Regions from separate parts of the Homo sapiens genome. Here regions 1, 3, 4 and 5 are each linked to region 2. Evidence: chromatin contacts called from ENCODE Hi-C or POLR2A ChIA-PET data. All regions are on one chromosome and are shown on one strand. The core of a region is the stretch at or near the end of the contact, and the rest is flanking DNA. Distances in the headings are between cores, read along the strand shown.

Evidence for each region. A loop is a pair of places that touch in the nucleus more often than their neighbours do. ChIA-PET counts read pairs that join two places held with the same protein, here RNA polymerase II (POLR2A). Pooled maps may share reads with other maps.
Region 1: a map of naive thymus-derived CD4-positive, alpha-beta T cell shows a loop between it and region 2 (19-fold over the local background). The contact joins the promoter of FBXW11 here to the promoter of ATP6V0E1 in region 2. A Hi-C loop is called at or near these places in 1 of 168 maps with a recorded cell type or tissue (naive thymus-derived CD4-positive, alpha-beta T cell) and 7 of 50 pooled maps. POLR2A ChIA-PET finds 5 or more read pairs at or near these places in 3 of 52 experiments (HEK293, activated CD4-positive, alpha-beta T cell and naive thymus-derived CD4-positive, alpha-beta T cell).
Region 3: a map of CD8-positive, alpha-beta T cell shows a loop between it and region 2 (3-fold over the local background). The contact joins the enhancer-like site here to the promoter of ATP6V0E1 in region 2. A Hi-C loop is called at or near these places in 5 of 168 maps with a recorded cell type or tissue (CD8-positive, alpha-beta T cell, MCF 10A, PC-9 and 2 more) and 7 of 50 pooled maps.
Region 4: a loop to region 2 is called in a map of CD8-positive, alpha-beta T cell, with 8 times the contacts of the local background. The contact joins the enhancer-like site here to the promoter of ATP6V0E1 in region 2. A Hi-C loop is called at or near these places in 2 of 168 maps with a recorded cell type or tissue (CD8-positive, alpha-beta T cell and naive thymus-derived CD4-positive, alpha-beta T cell) and 6 of 50 pooled maps. POLR2A ChIA-PET finds 5 or more read pairs at or near these places in 1 of 52 experiments (B cell).
Region 5: a map of GM12878 shows a loop between it and region 2 (2.0-fold over the local background). The contact joins the enhancer-like site here to the promoter of ATP6V0E1 in region 2. A Hi-C loop is called at or near these places in 1 of 168 maps with a recorded cell type or tissue (GM12878) and 3 of 50 pooled maps. POLR2A ChIA-PET finds 5 or more read pairs at or near these places in 1 of 52 experiments (activated B cell).

The regions. Positions count from the first base shown.
Region 1 is chr5:172,005,216-172,007,959 of GRCh38, forward strand. It overlaps FBXW11 (F-box and WD repeat domain containing 11), which reads right to left and starts at 1,423. Exons shown (of 14, transcript NM_001378974.1): 1 at 1,243-1,423. The coding sequence starts at 1,287. RefSeq lists enhancers at 588-707, 1,307-1,934, 1,478-1,747 and silencers at 1,048-1,157, 1,168-1,447.
Region 2 is chr5:172,982,356-172,985,069 of GRCh38, forward strand. It overlaps ATP6V0E1 (ATPase H+ transporting V0 subunit e1), which reads left to right and starts at 1,416. Exons shown (of 4, transcript NM_003945.4): 1 at 1,416-1,609. The coding sequence starts at 1,506. RefSeq lists an enhancer at 1,231-1,525 and a silencer at 1,291-1,470.
Region 3 is chr5:173,971,633-173,974,398 of GRCh38, forward strand. No RefSeq gene overlaps it. Among named protein-coding and RNA genes, the nearest start is that of C5orf47, 16 kb to the right of the region's middle. RefSeq lists an enhancer at 1,560-1,639. Within about 2 kb of position 1,444, at least 13 of the 41 ENCODE cell types and tissues checked have a DNase peak (open chromatin) inside an H3K27ac peak, as active enhancers do.
Region 4 is chr5:173,916,560-173,919,282 of GRCh38, forward strand. The region is part of intron 2 of CPEB4 (cytoplasmic polyadenylation element binding protein 4); the gene reads left to right. Among named protein-coding and RNA genes, the nearest start is that of CPEB4, 30 kb to the left of the region's middle. RefSeq lists an enhancer at 1,444-1,703. Within about 2 kb of position 1,377, at least 39 of the 41 ENCODE cell types and tissues checked have a DNase peak (open chromatin) inside an H3K27ac peak, as active enhancers do; they include B cell and CD8-positive, alpha-beta T cell, where a contact is called at or near this core.
Region 5 is chr5:173,590,001-173,592,700 of GRCh38, forward strand. No RefSeq gene overlaps it. Among named protein-coding and RNA genes, the nearest start is that of LINC02995, 12 kb to the left of the region's middle. Within about 2 kb of position 1,423, at least 4 of the 41 ENCODE cell types and tissues checked have a DNase peak (open chromatin) inside an H3K27ac peak, as active enhancers do.

The sequences.
Region 1 (2,744 bases), core at 173-2,672, 980 kb before region 2:
GCTAGGAAAACATTTTGCTGGGTTAAGTAGATTCTTCCACCTCTCCTCTCAACCCTGGGGAAGAAGTTGTTACCGTGTTAGGAAAGATACAAAGAAACTGTCAAGGCTTCCATAGGAAGAAATCCTGGACATGTCCATTTGCTGATGCAGACTTCCTCTTCCCAGCTCTCCAGAGCCCAATTTGATTTCCCTCATGTTCACGTTGGCAGGTAATATCTGCCATATTTTATTTCTTCCACCAAATCATCCATCAATTAGCAAATTCTTCACTTCTAGCCACTCTCTCACTGTCCTGTTCCTAAAAACCCCTTCTGGTTTCAAATCCTAAAGCTTCGGAGGAGGGTGGAGGGTGTCCACGGACCGGGAGTCTGGCCTGGCTGCCAGTGGTTTCTAACAGAAGAGTGGTCGCTTCCCCCGGGGGCCAAGGATTCCCCTCTTTTTTTTTTCTTTCTGAGAAGAAAGACCTCGCGGCAGTGATGAGGATGGCTCCCTCCCCAGTCATCTCCAATTTCCCAAAGCAGCTCTGGAAAACGTGAAGTTGCGCCTTCTCTTTCCTGGAGGATGGAATCCAGAGTACCTGGGCCCTTGCTATGCAAACATCCCTCTCCGCCGGGTAGGAAACCCTTTGTCCGAGAAGCCGGACACCACAAGGGCCCGGGAAAGAGGCCTCCTTATCCGCCACAGCCTCAAACCCGAAAGCTCCCTGCCCCCCCAGCTCTGTAGGGCCTATCCTGGCATCCACACAGACCTAGGCTGGGGAGTGGGTGCTGAGACCTCTCCTAGGACGCGGAGGCCCAGGCGGCCCCAACCCATCTCCGTACTCCTTCCCACCATCTCACTCGGCCTGAGTGGGGCTTGCAAGCGCGGTGCGGGCCTGGGCCGAAACAGAGGAAAGAAAAAAAAATCCCTTTCTAAAAGAAGGAGAATGGGGTGCTAGAGCGAGTGCGACCTAAGTCTACAGCATAAACGAGCGAGGGTCGTCCGAGAGCTGGGACCGGAGACGGGACCAGGGGGAGGGGGAGAAGCGAGGGGCATGGAGGGGGCCGGGCCAGGACCGGCCGGAGATGTCGAGGGATCAGAGGAGCCCGCGCCAGGTCCGAGGCCAGGGAAGGCTGGGGGCCCGGGTCTGGGTCGAGGCGTCTGGGAAGGGCCAGAGCCGGCCTCGCACCGGACGTTGAGGTGGGCAGGCCCGCCCGGGGCCGGACGGACGGAAGCACAGACGGTCCAGCGGGCCGCACTCACCATGAGCTCGATGGTCTTGTCCTCAATCACCGAGTCGGGCTCCATGGCGGCCCCGGCGGCCCCGCCTCGCTCTCCCCGCGCAGCAGCGAACGGCCCGGGCGGAGGAGGCGACGGCGGAGGCGGCAGAGGCGGAGGCGGCTATCGCACCCACTCTAGCTGCCAGCCCGCCCGGGCCGCCGGCAGCTCCGCCCTCCCCCTCGGCGAACGCAGTACGCAGATCGGGGACTACACCTCCCAGCAGGCGCCGCGGCCCGCAGAGCGTTGTGGGACCGAGCCTCTGACACCAGGTTGCTGGCTCTTGGCAGCCCGAAGCTGAACTCCGAGCTGAGAGTAGCACTGGACGGTGGGCGTAGGACGTGCAGACCTGAAGAGTTAAGAGCTTGCTCATGGCAGGGCCTCGAGAGCGCCACGACTACGTGTCCCAGAAAGCCGTGCGCCCGGGTTGTCCTTCCGGCTAGCTTCTCTTGACTTCCTGGCAGCCCAAGGCTGCCCAGACCGGGACGGAAACTCCGAGGCAACTCCTCACTTGTCGGAGGTCCTGCGTATGCGACCCATTTCCGCACATGCGCGGTCCATGCCGCAGTGCTCCCTAGACGCCTAGGTAGCTGCGCGGCCCGTCCGGCAGTGTCTGATGGTAGGGGCAGATGGTGGAGACAGGTGGGTTCTAGGTGCGTTAGGAAGGTGTATAGACCTGGGGCTCAGGTGTGGGAAGGGGCCAGCGAGTGAGAGAAGCTCGGCCTGGGGAAGAGGCTCTGAGAGGATGGGCATCCCAGGAGTGAGAGTTTCGAGATTTCTTCGGGAAAGACGGGGTTTTGGGAAATGTGCTGTGGTGCTGTCTGTATGTCACACGATCTGCGAGGAGCTGCGAGATTAAAGGGGACGTGCGTATATCGAGCCCCTCATTCATTCGTTCAGAAAATGGTTATTTTTTAAGCATCCAGCTTCCGCTGCGTACCGTTCTAGGCGCTGAGAATCAGCTCTGAACATGACAGACAAGGCTCCTGTTCTCATGGAGCTTAATTCTGGTGGAGGGACGACAGACACTAACCAAAAGAGTGGCTAAGAAGGAACACACAAGCGGAGACTCCTTCTAGTGAACTCAGCCTCCAACTCTGTGTAACTTAGGTCTGTCCGTGCCCTCTAACCAAATCCCACCAGGAAGACACGGATCGTTGAACAAGCTGGGTTTATTACTAGTTGCAGTGACTGAGAACACACATTGAGGAACGATAGGGCCTCTCGGTAAGAGTTGTTAGTGATTTGGGAGAGGGTTTAAGGAAGTGAGAGCTTCACTGGATTAGATACTGTCAGGAAGAGAGGGTCGTTCCATGATTGAGCATCTCAGTTCATCTTATCTAGAGGAAGGGAATTCTAGATTGAGGCTAAAGCTGTGCAGATAAAGAAACAGCAGCCTGGCCGGGCGCAGTGGCTCACGCCTGTAATCCCAGCACTTTGGTAAACCGAGGCAGGCGAATTGCTTGAGCGCAGGAGTTCCAGACCAG
Region 2 (2,714 bases), core at 166-2,665:
GCCTGGGTGACAGAGCAAGGCCCTGTCTCAAAAAACAAACAAACAAACAAAACTGTTTTACCTTTCTTTTTCTTTCTTTCTTTTTTTTTTTTTTTTTGAGGCAGAGTTTCACTCTGTCGCCAAGGCTGGAGTGCAGTGGTGCGATCTCAGCTCATTATAACCTCTGCCTCCCAGGGATTCAAGCGGTTCTTGTTCCTCAGCCTCCTGAGTGGCTGGGACTACAGGTGCATACCTGGCCAATTTTTGTATTTTTAGTAGAGATGGGATTTCACCATGTTGCCCAGGCTAGTCTTGAACTACTGACCTCAGGTGATCTGCCCGCCTCGGCCTCCCAAAGTGCTGGGATTACAGGTGTGAGCCACCATGCCTGGCCTGTTTTTCTTCTTACCATTCTGGCTAATTTCTACTTGTCTTTCAAGGCTCAGCAAGGACGAGTTGGGTAGAAAGCCTTGCAGGGTCGTCCACTTACTTTCACACTGCATTGAGTCGCCTGTTTGCAAGGTCATCTGCTCCCCAGAATGTGAACTCCCTCAGGGGTGCCTGATTGACTTCTGTAACTCCAGAGCCTGGCACAGCACACAAGATAAATAGTGGTGCGCTAGTTAAGAGCTCTGGCCTTGAAAATCAGATAATCAGGGGTTGAATCCTGGCCCTGCCACTTACTATGTGACTTTGGGCAAGATCCTTATCCTCTTCCCTGGGCCTCAGTTTCTTCAACTGCAAAGTGGGGATAATAATTACAATTACCTCATAGGCTGAAGTGAGGAGTTCAACACGGGCTCATGCACTTTTTTTTTTTTCTTTTGAGACAGAGTGTTGTTCTGTTGCCCAGGCTGGAGTGCAGTGGCGCAATCTCGGCTCACTGCAACCTCCACCTCCCGAGTTCAATTGATTCTCCTGCCTCAGCCTCCTGAGTAGCTGGGACCACAGGCGCGCACCACCACACCCAGCTAATTTTTGTATTTTTAGTAGAGACAGGGTTACACCATGTTGGCCAGGCTGGTCTCGAACTCCTGACCTCAAGTGATCCGCCTGCCTCAGCCTGCCAAAGTGCTGGGATTACAGGCGTGAGCCACCGCACCCGGCCTGGGGCTCATGAACTTAAAGATCATGGCCCAGTGCCAGGCACACGGGAATTCAGAATAGTAAGGGACAACTATTGTTAAGTTCTCTATGTCTGTTGCATAAGTAGATGAGGCTGTAGATAACTACACTCTTTGTCTAAAAGGGCCAAGTTCTCATCAGAACACTTTGCTGAGCCCCGGGTGACCGAATCCCTAGCTCTGGGGTGAGCGACATGCCTCCAAGGAGCTGCAGCCAGGAGACAGCCAGGCGAAGGCGGGGCTCTGCCTCTGGGCTCCCCGAGGGGCGGAGGCCGGCGCGCGGGTCACGTGGGGGCGCGGGAGGCGGGGCTTGCACACGCTGGTCACGCGGTCAGCTATTGACACTTCCTGGTGGGATCCGAGTGAGGCGACGGGGTAGGGGTTGGCGCTCAGGCGGCGACCATGGCGTATCACGGCCTCACTGTGCCTCTCATTGTGATGAGCGTGTTCTGGGGCTTCGTCGGCTTCTTGGTGCCTTGGTTCATCCCTAAGGGTCCTAACCGGGGGTAAGTGCGTGAGGCCCGCCTTGGGAGGAACGGGCGGTGAGGAGCTAGCAGGCCGGGGCGGGGAAAGGCACGACCCCCACACGGGTCAGAGAACGTTGCATGGGCGCCCCCCGCGCTGCAGAGTCAGGCCCCCGACCCGGCGGAACTCCTTGTGTTCCTTTTCGCAGCAGCTTCAGTGTCCTCCGGCCTGAGCGAGTGGAGGGTGACCTTTGGTGGACCCCCCTTGGAAACGAGTTTCAGGGGAATTTTTTCTCATCATAGTCCTGTGTGGGGAGGTGCAGTCGGAAATGAGCAGGCCGAATCTGGGAGAAACTGGGGTTTGTCCCTAGTCGACTGTCCCCCTTTAGCCCTGCCTTCCACCCACATGAGGCCTCGTTTGCCTGAACTTAAGGATCAAATAAATAAAACAGAAATTGGCTTCTCTGCCTCCCATGCTGTCGCGGTTGCGTACAGAACAAGCTCCTTCGACAACATTGAGCCCAGGCCTTGCATCTAGTGGGCGCCAGGAGGCGGTTGGGGCCTGATCTAAAGCGAGATTAATTACCAAAGAGCAGGAGGTATTGTTGAGAAACCCCTGCGTCATGCCTTTTGGAGGGCGCTCCGGCTCTTGTATGTGAGTGTAAGAAGTGCTTAGAATGATTGGCTAAGAAAGATTTTGTTTTTCCAGACTTCTTTGTTGGTTAGAGCTTTGTCTCTTTTGGAATTAAACTTTTTAACTGTAGTATAAAATAGAGGCTTAATCTTCAAAGGAGCCTTGGAACACCCTCTTCCTGGTTCCTCTTTTGCTTCTCAGTCATTTTTTTCTCAGTTCAAGATGATGAGAGGTGAAACTTCGACTGAAGTCAGTTTGTCAGAAACACCATCTCTTGCTTTATTCTTGAACCTAATTGGTGGCTTCATAGTGCCTGGTTTTCATAGTACCTTGTATGCACAGGAGGCACCCAATAAATACCTGTTGAGTGAATAGTTCTATTGTCTTTATTAAAAGAAAAAGATTTTTGGCCAGGTGCCGTGGCTCACGCCTGTAATCCCAGCACTTTGGGAGGCCAAGGCGGGCGGATCACGAGGTCAGGAGATCGAGACCATCCTGGCTAACACGGTGAAA
Region 3 (2,766 bases), core at 194-2,693, 990 kb after region 2:
GGGAGACTGTTACCCCAATCCCCTCCCTGTCCTCTGAAGTCTCATTGAAATTCTTTGCTTATCTGAAAGGGTATGAGATCCTGCTTCAACAAGTAAGGAGTGGTATTAATACTTAGTTGCATGAAACAGACTCTAATTCTGATCAAGCGGTGCTCTAATTTGGCGGGGGCGGGAAGGGCGGTTCTGGAAGGAAAATGAGATGGAAGTGATGATGCAGGCAACTTAATTAAGAGACTGGGCGCAAAACCCAGGTGTGTGTCTGTGTTGGTTTTGTGGTGTGGAGGCAGCAGGGGGAGGGAGGAAACACTCAGTTTTCCTGCTACCAGGTCTAGAGAATTGTATCTCAGTTCCCTGTAGGGGTGGGGCCCTCCCATTCCTTCAGGGTTGGGCCAGGTCCCCTGGGCCCAGGGTCCTTTCATTCACAAAGGACTGAAAATGGAGACAGCTGACATTATCTGAAGGCTGAACAATAGCCATAGAGCTCCACTGCCTGGTATCATAGCATTGAGCCCTGAACACCTTTCAACTTGGTACCATTATCACACCCTCTGTGGTAACCCACAAAGAATCCAATCTTCCCCTAATTCTCAACAAGAGCACAAGGATGTTACATTGTACTTTGAGGGTTAATAGCATTTATTTATTTGTTTAACATACACATTTAAAATATATCAATTTCTGTGTGTGGTTTTTTTTTTTTTTTTTTTTGAGATGGAGTCTTGATCTGTCGCCCAGGCTGGAGTGCAGTGGCGCCATCTCGGTTCACTGCAACCTCTGCCTCCCAGGTTCAAGCGATTCTCCCGCCCCAGCCTCCTGAACAGGTGGGATTACAGGCGCCCGCCACCACACCTGGCTAATTTTTATATTTTTAGTTGAGACGGAGTTTCGCCATGTTGGCCAGGCTGGTCTCCAACTCTTGACCTCAGGTGATCCGCGCGCCTCGGCCTCCCAGAGTGCTGGAATTTAGAGGCGTGAGCCACCGCACCCGGCCCACAATTTGTTTATTATAAAAAAGGAAATCTCTCTTCCCCTCAACACATAGAATTGGCCTGGGCCTCTTTCCCTCACAGAGCAGTCCTGGGGTTAGCACTTTGAAAGTTAGGGGACTTAGGAGCAAGGTGTGTTCCGGCTCCCCACTCCCCCCGAATCAGTCCCCTTTCCACTCTTGGGAACACAATGGAAGCTGCCAGAAGCTGTGGCAGAACTAGCGGAGGGTGAAGGAACAGCATTTCAGGCAGATGAGGTGGGTAGGCCCTTTCCTGACAGCCATCCCCGAGGTGTCCTCAGGGGACCATATGTCCCAGACCTGCTGCTGGCCAAATGGAATTCATGACTAGGAATATGCACCGTTTGGTTAACTGCGCTCCTGCAGCTGTTTGATGAGGGGTGGGGAGGGAGGAGCCAGTCACCTCTTTTGTGGGCTGAAATTCCATCTCACGTCATGGATCCTGGGCTCCCAGGCTGCGCACCCCCAAGCCCGCCTGCCTCTCTCCGCTTGCGCCGCGGCTCACGGGGGTTGGAGACGCACCTTCTCCACGTGCCGTTTTCAAAAAGCTCAGGCAGGGAGTCGTGTTTTGAGTTGAGGCTACTCACTTCACTTCTTGGTAATAATAAAAATTGAGGGAGGCGGCGTCGGGGGAAAAAAAGGGTTTCCTTCTTAAAGGGGAAGGGGGGAGATGAAAAGGGACGACTTTATCCGGGAGCTGTGACTGCCACCTGGTGGACAATGTCAGCTGAGCAAGACAAAGGCTCCCCGCTTCCAATCAGCCCTTCCTGCATTCTTCACTCTTCTGGTCGACTGTCTCCCTCCGGGAGAAGCTCCGTGGAGGGGAAGAGAGAAACAACCATAACACAGTGTGACGGATGCTGTGATTGGCGCGGTCTCGAATAGGGGCTCAGGCTGTGGCAGCCAGAGCCACACAGCCTGGGTTTGAGTCCCTGCCCCGGGACTTCCCTGCCGTAACTTTGGCTGAGCGACTTAACCTCTCCTGTGCCTCCTCCTTCTTATCTGTAAAACGAGGCTCACGGCCCCTACCTCACAGAATTGGCAGTTCCTGTCTCCTAGGTCGTAAGGATGGAATAACGCACTCCATGTACATACCGAGCACGGGTCTGGCTCAGAGACAGGGCTCAGAAATTGGCTGGTAGCATGGAGAGAAGCCTGGAGCCACGGGAACCTCTGGATGGTGTCAGGTGCTCTGCGGCCCACGGGGGCGGGGGAAGGACTAGTGAGCAGAAACTCCTCCTCGCCTTATCAGGTGAGAGAGACAGGCATGAACACTTGAATGAACAGAAAAGGCACGTTCCGGCCCCATGGTCTCCTTGGGGAGGTAGACTTGTACACAGGTGATTATAATTTGTAATAAGCATATTCTGGGATGGGATGCAGTGCCATAGGAGCTTCCCCACCTCGGGAGTGGGCAGACTTTGGGGAAACAGTGGAGGTGGCGCACGCTGGTACTGAGGGTTGGCCCCTTGCTGCAGGTGAAGGAGATGCTGGAGATGATGTCTAAGTGTTGAGATAAGCCACAGTCCTCTCCCCCTCTTACCAGAACACTCGAGTCCCAAGAGGCTGGTGGTGGTGGTGGTGGTGGTAGGGGGGCAGGTGCTGATATGAGGCTGAGGTGGGGGAGGGTGACAATAAACAAGTACACAGTAAATAAGAGAATTTCAGAGCATGGTAGAGACAATGTGTGAGGGAAGGCGCAAGGACAGAGCTGCTTTGGAGAGAGGGGTCCAGGATGGCAGCTCCCAAGAGGGGCCTTT
Region 4 (2,723 bases), core at 127-2,626, 930 kb after region 2:
AAAGGTGTTGTGACCTTGCATTTTAAAACACTTTCATATTTTTTCTTGCTTTATCTACGTGTTAAATTTAGAGACCCTTCCCTGACTATTTTTCATTGCTGTAAATTTGTTTGAAACAAATGCTTAAATGAGTGGGCAAGTGATGATTCCATCTGTGCTTCTTTTCTTTGTTGCTAAGCAAAAGAATTTATAATAACCTTTCTAGAAGAAAATCATGAAACTCAAGTTGAAAGTTTAGTACACAAAGCTTGTTTCATCAGTTTTATAAAAGTTTTTTTTATATCATTGTAAGAGAGTGGCTGTGGGGATTATTTAAATTCTGTATCTTTACAGTTGGGATAGAATTTAGTGCTACTTAAAAATATGTAATAAATAATAGGAAACCTTAACTTTTCTTTCGATACACCATTTTACTAATATTCCTATATTCCAAATTGCAGTCACTTAGTTGACTTAGAGAACACATGTTGTATACTGGTAGAGAGGCATTAGAACAAGTATTTTATACAGATACTGACTCTGTGCAGGCTGAAATAGCTCTGGAAACCTGCTATGAGAGTTGCTAAATTTTGTCACTTATTTATTTCATATGTTATAAATTTGAAGTAATTTGGGAATAAATAATTTTTTTTCAAAATGAAAGGAAGTCCTACTAAAATAGGTTCTGTTGCTTTAATATTAGAATGATTTATTTCAGGTAGGAATGGTGGGGAGAGTATATAATTTCTTACAGTATTTAACCTTTTTCTATTTAAATTGGTTTGCCTGTGGCAAAATAAGAACAGATTACTGGTACCCTAACCTCCAACCTTTTTAAAGGATTAGATGGACATTTTCCTTTAAGGGACATTTAATGGGGCAGATTCAAAGTACCATAAAGAAGAAGTGGATAGGCTGGGCGTGGTGGCTCACGCCTGTAATCCCAGGGCTTTGGGAGGCCAAGGTGGGTGGATCACCAGGAGTTCAAGACCAGCCTGGCCAACATGGTGAAACCCGTCTCTACTAAAAATGTAAAAATTAGCAGGGCGCGGTAGCGGGCGCCTGTAATCCCAGCTACTTGGGAGGCTGAGGCAGGAGAACCGCTTGAACCTGGCAGGCGGAGGTTGCAGTGAGCCAAGATCAAGCCATTGCACTCCAGCCTGGGCGACAAGACTGAAACTCCATCTCAAAGAAATAAAAAAGAAGAAGAAATGGATAACGCAAACCAGTTAATTTTACTCGGATTTATAATCAAATTTCTCCTTCCAAGTAAATTATTAGTGTGTGGTATCAAATGTGTCTGGCGAATTGAGGGATCTTTAAATATCATTAAGTCTTTAAGACTCAGAGTCGGCCGGCAGCTGCCTGCGTGTCTGGCTGAAGCCTTCCTGAACTAGGCTGGCTCTTTCTTGCTCGGTTTGGATGATACCAAGTAATTCAAAGTAGCGTAACAGGGGAGTGACTTAAGTCTCCTAAGAATTAGAAAGTTGCCTTAATTCTCAAAGCCTCATAAGTAATGGAGGACGTTAAATAGCAAAGAGTATAATTTAAACTGGGCTACAATTAAATGTGTGTGTGGCTATGTAGGAATGAAGCGTGTTTCTTCTCCTCCTGTACTCTCCCTCTCTTGACTGCGGAAATGGAACATCCTAAACAGTCTTTCTCTTGCCTTGGCTTAGCTGTGCTGTAGGATGGGACCTGGGCTTCTGTGTTGAGGTAACTTCTATTGTGAGGAAGAAGAGGGCGAAATTGTGTGGCATGATTTTTTTGTATGAAAAGTGAAGGGCCTATTCTTAATTTTGAACAACTGCCTGCTTTCTGATTTACTTTTGATCCGGATTTGTTGGATTCCTCACTGTACTGTGTAGGTTGAGCTTACAAAGGTGTGGATTTTGAGCAGTGCGATTACCCCCTTTCAGATTTGGGGTTGCTGTTGTTTTTGTCTTTGGGTTTTTATAAGGCGGGGAGGGTAAGGGGAAATGCCTAGGAAAGAAAATCATGTGATGTATGTGAATGCCGACATCGTCATAGGATCGGACTGAAGCCTTTCTCCCTCTAGCCTCTGAATGGAAACCAACTCAGTTCAAACTAAATGCATCTTGTGCATGGGCCAGATCCTCATCTGCCCCGTTTACTTACATAACACATACTAGTCAATCGAAAATAGTGATCCTCTGCCCTCTACCTGCCACACATTCGTGATTGAATATTTAACCCTTGTTTTTATTTGGTCTGAAAATCAAATAAGCAGTTGCCACAAAGGGGGAATTTGTCTTATGTCATCCATGATGTGGGTCCGTAATTACTTAAGCAGCCCCTTTATCTTAATCCTGAACATTGAACACAAGGAATCCTATTTTGAGGCCATGAAAATCGGTTATCGTTTTATTCTTTGTTACCTGAGTGAGAGGTGAGGGTAACGGTGGGCGAGTAGATGGGGGAAGTATTATAATAGTAAACTTTTAATGTTATTAGAAGGTTAAACATACATTTAAAAGATTTTTTTAATACATAATTTTTTCTTTTCAGTTGTAGTAAAGTTCCCTTATAATATGGTTATTATGACTTAATATTGTTTGACATACATTCAGGGCAGGGATTTAACTATGTGTGGTAGATAAAAACTTAGAGATAAATAAGAAAACAAGCAACAATCAGGTAACAAATTAACAAGTACTTTTCTTTAATGTTTTGCTTTGTCATATTAAGTTTTGTGTACAATTTAAGCTTATGTTTTACCATCT
Region 5 (2,700 bases), core at 173-2,672, 610 kb after region 2:
ACTATACGTGGCCAATATTTAAGGAGTGGGAGTCATGTTCCTCCTGGTTGAAGATGGCTACATTAAGTAGCTCCATGATTATTCGGAATTCTTCTGCCTGTGATATTTGAACCATTCATTTAAAATCTGTTACAAACCAAAGCAGGGGGCAATGGGGATGGCATGGGGGAGAAATGTCTCCAAGCTTGGAATTGCTCTTCTACCCTTTAGGGAAATGAAGGGATGGTGCAAATCTAGAAGGAAAAGAGAAAAGAGGAAGGAGAATTCGCAAGCTAGGGCACATGCAGGTGGTGGCTGTGCCTTCCCTCCTGCTTGCTCACCAGCACGGCGAAAGCTGGGCAGCCCACCGATGTCACTGCTCCAGGCTGTCTCAATTGTACCTCAGATCCCATTAACATGCCCCAGAATCTTGAAATAATATATTGGTGAGCCTCCTAAACAATAGTGGAAAAGTTTTCCTTCTTTTGTTCTGAGCAGACTATTTTTAAAAAGAGTCATATGGTTATAAGACCACAGCAAAATCATCTGTTTCAAAAGTGTCTCTCCTCCTCCCTCCTCTCTCTGAATGAGTGACGGGCGCTAAGCTGTGTGCCCAGACCTACTGTAGGGAAGTCCTCAGGAACATGTTCCCCAGAGAATGCCCCAGCATCACCTGGTCAGGAGAAATGGGGTCCTTGGGACTTGTGAACAGGTCCCAGCTCTGGGGAAAAAACCACCAAGAATTTTTCCACTCTGGGAGGGAAGAAAGAACTCTTCTAGTTTTGGATCTTTAATGAAAGGCAAAAGCAATTTGGGAAAAACAAGATCTGGCTACAAAATAAAAAGGTTATTTTTACTGCGGAGAGCAAGCCATCTAATGAAATGCTGCAATTGCCAAAGTTTGTTCGGCCCCCGGGGAACTTTACGGGCACTTAAGGGTCTGTCCTTTTGACTGTGGAGCCCATTTGTGGTGAATGTTTCACGAATTCAGGGAGACCACAGCCAAGGTCGAGCAGTCCCTGCCAACTGAGTTGGTGTCCCCTGAGGATTGAAGTCTGTTTCCAGAAGGGGAGACTGAGGTTTCATTTGTTAAAGTGACATCGCCATCCTTCCTCAGAGCCGTCCCGGACCCGGAGCTGCCGCCCACACACCGGCACGCAGGCCACAGGGGACCTTGCCTTCTGGGTCATTCTGTCCTTGAGCTCTCTGCAGATGCACTGAGAGGCGAGTTTCTTGCTGAGGTCACATGCCCTGTGCACACATCCTTTCAAACTGGACAGAAAATATTTTCTGATGATTGTCTGTAGACAGATTTAGAGCTGAGATCCCTGCATTCCTGCATTCTGAATTGAGAAGTATCAGATAAGTGGGCCTGAGAGCCATGGCTCTTCTAGGAGACATATGAAATCAGCATGCAGTTGGTGCTTCTCACTCATGCTCGCTGCAGGCCTCCCTCCTTTACAGAGAGACAGGCAGAGCGGCGCCAAGGCAGCTGTGGCTTTGCAGTCAGACAAGGCTGGATTGGAATCCCAGATCTATCACTGTAATCTCTCCATCAATTTCTCTAACTGCAGGCAGAGATGACATGAAGTGGTATATGCAAAATGCCTGAAAAATAGCAGATTGCAAAAAACAAATAGTAAATGGGGAAGGATAGATTTCCTCTTTTGACACAGACCTCCTGCTCTTGATTCTTAAAAAGCTAACCTGTTCTCCATTTCTACTATTTTTTTTTTAAAGTACACAATTCAACAGAGTATTGAGATGGTTTTAAAAAATCCCAATTTTCCCACAAATCCAAACATGGTAATTTACCACAGGTAGACCTTAATTTTTTTCACATTTTAGAAAGTATTTGAGGCATTTTCGTTTGTGAGAGAACCCTAAAGTCTTGCCTTCTAGTTTGTGGATATTTAGGTGTGCCTATGCTTTTATGTGCTGCGGATACATTAAGATACGTTAAGATCAGCCAATCTGAACAGCTGAAAAGCTTTTATCACCAAGGAGCTTAACAGCTCTGGAGATACATTCATTTCCTGTACAACTGGTCTGACCTATAGCTTGGGGTATGAAATCTAGTCATATCTCTGTTTTATTCTAATTAATCACTGAGTCCTCTCTCCCCCTCACACACTGTTATTATAAAGTTTAATATCTTGCTTTTGAATTTTCCAATACCCCCTGAGGCCTTACTTAGTCTTATTTCTGAAATACCAGATGTAGAGAAAAACTGCAATCAGCCTTCCATTGTGCCTGCTTCTCTTCACCACAAGGTGGCACTGTTGAACACCAGTCCTGCACAGCTCCATGGACATTCACACTGCTTTGTTGAGATCTTCACTCTTTTGTATCTCTCGTTTCTGCAGTGGTGTCCCACATTTGGGGTCCAAAGTTGGCTCCCTTGGTTGATGTTCAGACATTATTCCCCCAAATGAGACCCTGAGTAGCTTTCAGCTTCAGCTATCATAGTTCTAGGGCCACCACCTCCATCAACTATTAGGTTTTGAGCCCAAATCAGTGACTACTGACCTAGACACTTACATGTTTTAGAGGCAAGTATTATGGACAGAATATTTGTGTCCCTTCATACGTTGAAGCTCTAATCCCTGTATTTGGACATGGGGACTTTCTGGATGTAATTAAGGTTAAATGAGGTCATAAGGGTAGGGTCCTGATGCTGTAGGATTGGTATCCTAATAAGAGATGCCAGAGAACTTGTGT